Regions from separate parts of the Homo sapiens genome. Here all the other regions are linked to region 2. The links are chromatin contacts, found by Hi-C in ENCODE. All regions are on one chromosome and are shown on one strand. Each heading gives the region's core, a stretch centred on a gene start or an enhancer-like site at or near the end of the contact. The rest is flanking DNA. Distances are from core to core; before and after follow the strand shown.

Region 1 (3,031 bases), core at 515-3,014, 1.3 Mb before region 2:
GGCGGGAACTCGTCCCGGTGGCGCGGGCGCTCGCTGCCTGCTGTTTCCCTCTTCGGGTCAGCCCACTCTTATTTCAGGAGTGGAGTGGGACTCTCCCCTGGGCGTTTAGGGTGTCGCCTCTGGCATGTGCTCCCACTGCAGAAAACAAGTCCAAATGCAACGCATCGGGTTTCTGAACAGCCGCCAGAGCGCGGAAACCAGACCGTCAGCAAAGCTGTCGCGGGAACAGGGGCTCTGAGAGGGCGGCGCGGGGGGCGGGGTGCCGGAGTGGGGGTCGAGGCGGGAGGGGGAGTGGGGGTCGAGGCGTGGGGGAGGGTGGCGGGGCACAGGCCAGGTGGCCGATGTTGCGCGTTCCGGGGCCCCTCGGCAGGCGGCGGGTCGGGAGGAGTGGAGGCCCGGGTGGGGCGGGCGCGCGGGGCGGGAGCAGCCCCGGTCGCCGCCTGGGCGCGGGCGCCCTCCCTGTGGAGCATGCGGGACGTGAGCGACGTGTGGCAGCCTCTGCGCAGACTTTTCCGCCGCGGTGTAGGTTTCAGCGAGCGCCGCCTTCCCTCCAATCACAGCCCAGCCTCAGCGCTAAGTGTGCACCTCTCTGCAAGGCGGCGCAGCGCTCCCGTACTGAGGCTTCGTTTGCAAAAGTTACATCCGTCCCGGCGCGGGCGGCGGTTCCCCACCAAAAGCAACCCAGATCTTCCCCGCACGCCTCTGACCTGACTGCACGACTGTCACAAGTCGCGAGCTGGTGCAAACTGCGAGGGCCGGGAAAGGAGACGGGGCACGCATGCACCAAAAAGTGGGGAGGCAGAGCTGCAGGGTGTGCAGGATAACGGAGTGAATTTTAGGAGTCTGCCTAATAAGGGGCCGCCCCCAATAGTTTTCCCTCGACTTAGGTAATGAATTGCAGATCGAAATGGGTCTAGTTTTATTCATTCTTCTACTCGGGGCGATAAAGGTTTATTGAATGGTGTACATGGTGAGTGTGAAAACCAGATGCCAGCTGCCCCCAGCCCCAGTCCACTTCAGTCCAGCTCCCCGGGGCTTTCCCGCCCCCTCCTCGTACCCAGCACCGCGGGCCTCTCAAGGTTCCCAGTCTTTGGGCTAGGGGAGGGGAGCAAGGCTCAGTTCAAGTCCAGGTTTCTAAGGGATTCAGCAAAGTGGACAAGGACGAGGTGAGGTGGGAGGATCAGGGAAGCCTCCTCCCCGCGGGTCGCCCGGGTCGTGGCGGGGGATGGGCTCACGGGTATTATCAGGGAGCAGCCTGGCCCATGTCCTTACCTGGACTGCGCCTGCCCCACAGCGCGTGTTAGGAATGCAGAGTATTGGGGCTCCATGGCCCTAAAGGAGCTGCATTGGTAGGATGCACTTTAAGCAGCTTCCCAAGGGATTCGGCTGCGGGGTCCACGGTCTACACTGGGCAGGACTGCGTCTCTGCTCTCCTCCCGGCCAGCACAGTTGAGGTGAGGGGCCGGAATTAGTCGGGGAAGCTGTGCCAGACGTCCCGAGGGGACAACGGGACGAGGGGATAACAGCAGCCAGGACCCTTCAGCAGGGCTGGGCGCGCTCCAGGCCCGGGGCAGGGCGGCGGGAGCTGGTGCACCGCCGTCGCCGGCCCGCAGGGGGAGCTCGCAGGCTGCTTCCCGGCTCGCCCACCCTCCTCCCCACGTGGAAGGGGGCTGGGACCCAAGGAATGCGGCCCGCCCCGAGGCTGACGTACGCGTCTGCGGCCAGCCCGGACTCTTTAAAAGCCGGCGGTGCGCGGGGCATCCCAGCCAAGCCGGAGAGGAGGCGAGCAGCAGGGCCTGGTGGCGAGAGCGCGGCTGTCACTGCGCCCGAGCATCCCAGAGCTTTCCGAGCGGACGAGCCGGCCGTGCCGGGCATCCCCAGCCTCGCTACCCTCGCAGCACACGTCGAGCCCCGCACAGGCGAGGGTCCGGAACTTAGCCCAAAGCACGTTTCCCCTGGCAGCGCAGGAAACGCCCGGCCGCGCGCCGGCGCACGCCCCCCTCTCCTCCTTTGTTCCGGGGGTCGGCGGCCGCTCTCCTGCCAGCGTCGGGATCTCGGCCCCGGGAGGCGGGCCGTCGGGCGCAGCCGCGAAGATGCCGTTGGAACTGACGCAGAGCCGAGTGCAGAAGATCTGGGTGCCCGTGGACCACAGGCCCTCGTTGCCCAGATGTGAGTGCAGCTGCGCGGAGCCGGGTTGCAGGGCGGGCTGCGCCGGGCCGGGCCATTGTGTGGGGCGGCTTTGTGCCGACGCCCCTCTGCGGGGGGCGCGCCCGTGCGGGTCGCGCCGGCGGGGCGGGGCGGAGGCGCGGGCTGCGCGTCCTTGGCCGGGCGGCGGGGGCGCTGTGGCCCTTGTCCCGGTGGCTGCCCCGCCGGCCCGGAAACGGCGAGTGCGCCCGGCCGGGCTGCGTACCCCGAGACGGAGGGACGCGCGCGCCTGGGCAGGCCAGGGAGGGGATCCACATCCTCCGCGATCCCTGTCCTCGACACCCGTCTCGGGCGGCCGTCGCCGGAGCGCAGCCCAGGGACCCGGCCGCTCGCGCCTCCGCCCCTTTTCACCGTCCGGATCTCCTCTCTCTGCATGTTTCCATCTCCTCTCCCGCCTTGCTATGCATTCCTATCCCCTCGCTTCACTTAATAACCTATTTCTCTGTCCTGTTTTCTCTTTCGATATATATGTCTCTGTTTTTCTCTGTTTCTACCTCCTTCCTCTCCCACTGTTTCTTTCTGCTTTTATCTCTTTCTCTCTCCTTCTCTCTCTTCCGTGCATCTCCAGTGCCATGGGGGCGCCCGTGCTGGGGGCGCCAGGAGAGCCACCTGGAGCCACGCCTGTGTCCCCGGCTTTGGGGAGGGTCGGTGGGTTGGTGAGTGCACGGTTGGCGCTGCTCCACGCGCCCCGGGCGCACGCACCCCCCGGTGCTCGGAATTGGCTGGCAGTACCCTGCCCCGCCCCGCCGGTCGCCGCCCCCGCCACCAGCGATCGCTTGGGAGAGGGTTACCTCGAGCTCCACCTCAGCTGCGGAGCGCCGCCGCG
Region 2 (3,019 bases), core at 1-2,500:
TCTCACTATCCATAAAAATGAACACAAAAGGGATCAAAGACTTAAATGTAGGTGCTAAAACTGTAAAACTGCGAGAAAAACACAAAAACATAAGTCTCCATGACCTGAAGGGTTAGGCAATAGTTTCTTTTTCCCCAGAAAGTCTGGCTGACCTTAAAAGAGCCTGCTTCACACAGCATTAAAGATCTGTTTCACACCTGATGCATTACTCTTGCAATAGGCAGGGCTGTCTATGCTATCCTTGTAACATAACTCTTGCTGTGGCTGAAATGAACACACTTAGGCGGTGTACACACACACATACACACATACAGCATGGTCGCAGCCACTCATAAAGCCTGGATCAGTCTCTTCAAATCCTACATGGGCTTCAGCCTAGATAGTCACTGGGAACAGCAACCTCTCAGGGTTAAGCCAGGAACACTACAGTCATGCTGATCCTGAAACTGTTTCAAATATAGCCTGGAGTATTTAATACCTTTATAAACGGAAATGAAACTGGGTTAAAATAACGACCCAAACCAGATGGCGCAAATGTTCTGTTCTCTTCAGAAACTGAAAGAGGAACAAAAAAGAGACTCCTTCCCAAGGGAGCAGGTGCAGCTGCTGGGGAGCATCGGGGCTTTTCCTGAGCGCTGCAGACACCTACAGCCTGGGACCACGTGCTGCTCAGAATGCTCATTCTCTGATTTGTAAGCAATTAATATGGCTGTGACAGCAGCAATCCGGACACAGCAATGCAGAATTCTCAACACAATTCTACTTCCTAGCTCTAGTATTTGCTGAAATGTGCAACAACATGTTCTATAAATCAACTAAAATTTGTTGAGTGTTTACTGTGAGCCAGACACTGTTGTACCAGTATTACTGCAGTAACTCATTTAATCCTTACAACAATCTTACGAGATGGATTCATTTTTCCAAAAATGTACATTGAAACCTAAGCAAGTTAAGTAATATGCCCAATTCATAGAGCTTCTCACCAGAGTTTGGATTCAGGTCATCTGACTCCATAAGCCAGGTGTTTAGCCCTTACTCTCTTTTGCCAAACTGCTAGAATTATAAAAAAAACTGCAAAATGAAATCATTCATTCCTTGGTGTATTTGTTTTCTATTGTCACATTACCAGAAATTTAGCGGCTTTTAAAATAACACAAATTTATTTACTTACAATTTTGAAGATCAGAGTTTGGGGCTAAAATCAAACTGTTGGCAGAGCTTCATTCCTTCTTGAGGCTCTAAAGGAGAAGCTATTTCTTTACCTTTTGCAGCTTCTAAAGGCCGCCTACGTTCGTTAGCTGGTAGCCCCCTCCTCCATCCTCAGAGCTCGTCACTACAGCCTCTGATTTTGCCTCTGCATCTCCTTTCTCACCCTGACTGTCCTGCCAGTCTCTTATCAGGACCCTTGTGATTACACTGGGTCCCACTGAATAATCTGGGATAACCTCCCCATATCAAGTTCCTTAACTCAATCACATCTGCAAAGTCCCTTTGCCATCTAAGGTAACAGATTCACAGGTTCCAGGCCCTGGGATATGGACATCTTTTGGGGATGGTCATTATTCTAACACAAATAAGGAACTAATAAGCCCACCCATGTATCTGCATCATATGTTTCTTAAAAAGAAAAAGAAAAGAAAGAAGAATAAAACACAAGTCTGCAAGTTCATAAAGCACTTAGAAACTATCGGTGGTCAATATGGGGGTCACGTGGAATTGTCCACAATGTCTACTTCTTGGTAGGTTTGTACAAAATCAACAACTGTGAAAAGTTTCACATTAAATTCAAAATCAATAGCAGAGAGAGTTGAGAAAATCCCAAATATGTGGAATTAAACAATACATTCCTAATAACCAATGAATCAAAGAAAAAAAATCACAAGGGAAATTTGAAAATACTTACAGATGAAGGAAAATGAAAATACAACATACAAAAACATATGGAATGCCACAAAAGCTGCTCATAGCAGCAGCATTATTCATTATAGACAAAAAAAGTGGAATAATTCAAATGGCCATTAAATGATGAATGGATAAACAAAATGTGGTATATTCAAACAATGGAGTATTATTCAGCCATTAAAAAGGAATGAAGTGTTGAGACATGTTATGACATGAATGAACCTTGAAAACACCCTGCTCAGGGAAAGGAGCCAGGCACAAAAAGCCACATATTATGATTCCATTTATATGCAATGTCCAGAATAGGCAAATCCATAGAGACAGAAGGTAGGTTAGCAGTTGCCAGGGGCTGGGGGGAGGGAGGAATGGGGAGGACCTTGGTGCCTCACCAGAGCACACACCAGCTAACCTGTGATGGCCATGTGGCATGAATGAGAAACAGACATTTGCTGTTTTATTTAATTTTTTAATTTTTTTTGGGGGAGGGGGACAGAGTTTTACTCTTGTCACCCAGGCTGGAGTGCAATGGCGTGATCTCGGCTCACTGCAAACTCTGCCTCCTGGGTTCAGGTGATTCTCCTGCCTCAGCCTCCCGAGTAGCTGGGACTACAGGAATCTGGCACCACACCCAGCTAATTTTTTTTTATTTTTATTTTTAGTAGAGATGGGGTTTCACCATGTTGGTCAGGCTGGTCTTGAACTCCTGACCTCAGGTGATCTGCCCACCTCGGCCTCCCAAAGTGCTGGGATTACAGGCATGAGCCACCGCGCCCAGCCCATTTGCTGTTTTAAACCAGTGAGATCTGGGGCCTTGTTTATTATCATGGAATTCTAGTCCGTCCTGATTAACAGAGGGTAATGGATAACCCGAGGGCATTTTTCCAATATCCCAAAGGGATGGATAATTAATTACGCCCCCCCCCCCTTCTATTTGGAAATTTCACTGCAAGTTCTTCTAAGTACTCTTAGGACAGGCAACAGCTGAGTGGTCCCGATGAGCCCAGGACATCTCTGATTATTTGAATGGACTTCTCTTTCCCCTCCAGGTGCAGCTGGCTGTAGCAGAATGTGGTTTGAGAGTCCCAGCAGCGCCCTGAGGCCTCTGCCTGCTGAGTTC
Region 3 (3,261 bases), core at 380-2,879, 1.2 Mb before region 2:
TTATTTTCTCCACCTGATTCTAAGCTCCTTGAGGACACGTCTGGTTCATCTCTGTTGGCTGCATAGCCTAAAACCCATGCTGGTGCATCCTGATTTCATTTCCTTCTCGGATGTAATGAAAGCACTCAAATGATATTGATTGCCTCCTCTTTAGGTTGACAAATAAAACCTTTAAATTCTGTTTTTCCTGGTGTTTCCTTTGTAGGATTGGAAACGATGGTCTTGATAGCGCTGTGGTTAGCAAAGCATTAATGGCTCACTCTCCTAGGGGAGACACGTCAGTTGATACCATGCACTCTGCATGCAATTTTCAGAAATGGTGTTTGCTTTTTTCAACGTTGGTTGTGTTGCTGCTCTAGACGAACCAGCTTCTATTCCTGTCTTTACTCAGAGGTAGGTAGGATTCTTCCCCAGGCACCTACAGACCTGACTAGGATTTACAGGCAGGGGTGAGTCAGCTGACCCAGGAGGGTGGCATCCCATAGTTAGGACAGAGAGAGACTCACTGGCACGTGCTGGGTCCCTGCGTTGTCCTAACGTGCCTCCTTGCAGGTAGCATGGCTGAGTCAGTGTGCCGTGAGTCACAGGCTGCGGGAGGTGAACTTGAGCCTCACTCCGGCATTGATCTTTCGCAGGGATATATTGTTAGTTCCCGTCTGTTAAGACCGATAAAGGGTAATAATTTACTGGCCTCAAGTTTGTCTTCTCTTTGATTTCACCAAATCTTCTCCTTATACAGGAATTGCTTGACCTTGACTTTTCAGGAATTTACCCAATTTTATACTCTTGGCGTCTCCTGGGCTTAGAACCCCTTACCTCCAACCTTGCTCCCTGGCTAACTTCTACCCTTCCTTCAAAGCTCAGCAGAGATGGCACCCCCTTTCTGAAACAGTCCCCAGTTCCTGGGAAGAGTGAAGGCCTGAAGCTGTGTTGAGGGTGGCACTTAGCCCCTGGTTTGGAGCTCCATGTTTCCTTCACTGTCTGCTGAACATTTTAAGGCGTCGATTTGGACTTTCCTAGGCTTGCATTCCCAGAGCCTAGTGCAGTGCCTGTTCAGAAGACTTTTTTTTTTTTTTTTTTTTTTTTTTTTAGTGAAGAGGGAGGAATGTTAAGCCTCACCAAGTCTGATTATGCTAAGATCACTTAAATTTTTTCTGCCTTTTCAGAATACCCATTGTAGTTAGGGTTAGTACCCATGGTTTGGCACTTACTGGTTCTGTGGTTGTTGGGTGCCTTGTTTGTCTCTTCGGGCGAGATGCGAGTCACTCCAGGGCAGCATCTGTTCCTCATATTCCTCTCACATTCTTTAAAGCCTCCCTGTGTGCACTCAAGCCACACAATGAACCTTCCTGCCTTTGCCCACAAGGCTGAGAACTCTTCAAAGTGAGACTGTGTCTTACGCATTTTCACTTCCTCCATCATTTGACACAGGACCTGGCACGTAACAGATGTTTAATAAATACTTGTATTTATTGAATAGGAATAGGTAGTAGATTCTAGAGACATAGTGAGCTCAGCTCAAGTTCAGTTGCATCAGGGAAGGCTCCCCCATGCCCCCGGCAGCTCCCTCTCTCTGTGCCTATGCAACCTTTAGCAGCATGAGCTGCCTTGAAAAGTCAAAGCCAGCTTTTCCAGAAAGCAACTCAGCAACTCTCTCCTGGGGCCAGAACTGCTCCGAAACGGGAACAGCTGTGTATATTCTTTGATCGTTAGCAGGAAACGATGTGTCGTGTCTCAAAGCACCTTTTCATGCTGCTTTCTTATTAACTCCACCCAGAAGCCCTTGCCTTAGCAAAGCCAGTCTCGCGAGGCACCGTGGAAGTCCAGAGTTGAGTGCAGCTGGGTTTGATTCATTCCTGGGCTTGATTTCTGGAATCCTCCTAGATTCCTTCCTGGGTTTGAGTTCTGGAAGCCTTGGTTTCTTGAGGCGATTATGCTGTAGGTACTAGAGAGAAGCTACTGCCTTTGAGAGAAGGGTAATTACGCAGGATTTGAAAGGAGACAGGAAGCTGTGGGTGCCAGAAATAGAGGAATCTTGTTCTTTTATTTTTGGCAACATCCAGCAAGGTGGGAGGACACCTGAGGGGAGTGCCTTTCTGGTGCACCATGGAGGCTGGTCCGTAACAGTGGAAGCTGCCATCTTGCAGAAGATTCCTCTGCCCAAGCTTGGCATGGCCAGACTTCGTGGGCCATGTGAACATGAGATGATATCTTGCTCTGTGTGCCTTCCTATAATTTGGGGGGAGATGTTGACTAGGAGGAGGCATCCACCATTGGGCTTTTCATTATCTCAATGGAATGGTGACTTGGAATTGACTTTGACTCAAGGAAATAAAGTAAGATGAGGATTTACACATACCTAGATTAGGAAACTAACCTTTATACCTAGTACATATGTACACCTGTAAGGCATCTGGTACAGTCCCTGGGTGCTTCAGGGACTTCATAAAGGTGCATTTCCTTCACCCTTACTTATAAATAATGGTCGATGCATATTCTTAGATCATTTGAGATACATCCTTAAAAACTGTTGAGCATTGATCAAAATTTGTTTTGGAAATAAACTTGTTTTTAGTGCCCCAGAGAAGCACATTGTTTCCTAAAGTGAAGAATCCTCATTGAAGATGAATTGTGCTAATCTGGATTTTCAGGTTTTTTACTTACTGCAATAACAGATAGATTGAGGAAAGTACCCTTTTATTTTCTCTGGAAAGCACTGATGGATGTAACTGATGACAACTTGACCCAGTAGGGCAGTTCGTCTGCCCTCAAGAGCAGCTCAGCTCAAAGGGCGGTGTGGGGATCGCCAAGTGTGATGGAGGCAAGTCCCAGGTGAAAGGGAGCTCTAATTCATCAGGATTCCTCTATCTTTATAAGAGAAGCTAATTTCAAATCACTTCCTTCGTTATGACTAAATTTCAGGAAATGAGGATCACATTATTCCAGTGCAGAGAACTGGGCTGAGAGTCACATGCTTTATTATCTGCTCTGATTAATGACTAACCAACCTCGTAAGTTCCCCACCACACAGGTTAGTGACTGGATGATCATTTTGCTTTATCCACTTCCTAACAGGAGGAAACAGAGAAGTGAGCTAACTTTGTTATTTATACGAAGGTAACATACTTGCGATTTTTCTTTTCTTTTCTTTTTCTTTTTTTTTTTTGAAACAGAGTCTTGCTCTGTCACCCAGGCTGGAGTGCAGTGGCATGATTTTGGCTCACTGCAACTTCTGTCTCCCAGGTTCAAGCGATTCTCCTG

Evidence for each region. Hi-C counts contacts between places; a loop is a spot of excess contacts on that map. Pooled maps may share reads with other maps.
Region 1: a loop to region 2 is called in a pooled map, with 2.4 times the contacts of the local background. The contact joins the promoter of PFKFB3 here to the promoter of LINC02642 in region 2. A Hi-C loop is called at or near these places in 1 of 168 maps with a recorded cell type or tissue (naive thymus-derived CD4-positive, alpha-beta T cell), 1 of 37 single-sample maps with no recorded cell type and 6 of 50 pooled maps.
Region 3: a pooled map shows a loop between it and region 2 (6-fold over the local background). The contact joins the enhancer-like site here to the promoter of LINC02642 in region 2. A Hi-C loop is called at or near these places in 1 of 168 maps with a recorded cell type or tissue (heart right ventricle), 4 of 37 single-sample maps with no recorded cell type and 3 of 50 pooled maps.

Annotation. Positions count from the first base shown.
Region 1 is chr10:6,201,168-6,204,198 of GRCh38, forward strand. PFKFB3 (6-phosphofructo-2-kinase/fructose-2,6-biphosphatase 3) reads left to right here and starts at 1,765. Exons shown (of 15, transcript NM_004566.4): 1 at 1,765-2,169. The coding sequence starts at 2,094. It overlaps PFKFB3-AS1 (PFKFB3 antisense RNA 1), which reads right to left and starts at 1,590. Exons shown (of 2, transcript XR_007062045.1): 1 at 1,273-1,590. RefSeq lists enhancers at 1-435, 990-1,494, silencers at 238-457, 1,488-1,817, 1,868-1,977, 2,098-2,607, 2,838-2,917 and a cis regulatory region at 1,428-1,959.
Region 2 is chr10:7,471,599-7,474,617 of GRCh38, forward strand. LINC02642 (long intergenic non-protein coding RNA 2642) reads right to left here and starts at 1,251. Exons shown (of 4, transcript NR_184109.1): 1 at 1,172-1,251. RefSeq lists enhancers at 390-589, 600-699.
Region 3 is chr10:6,298,907-6,302,167 of GRCh38, forward strand. It overlaps a transcript of PFKFB3 not described here. Among named protein-coding and RNA genes, the nearest start is that of LINC02649, 26 kb to the right of the region's middle. RefSeq lists an enhancer at 1-1,180. Within about 2 kb of position 1,630, at least 15 of the 41 ENCODE cell types and tissues checked have a DNase peak (open chromatin) inside an H3K27ac peak, as active enhancers do; they include heart right ventricle, where a contact is called at or near this core.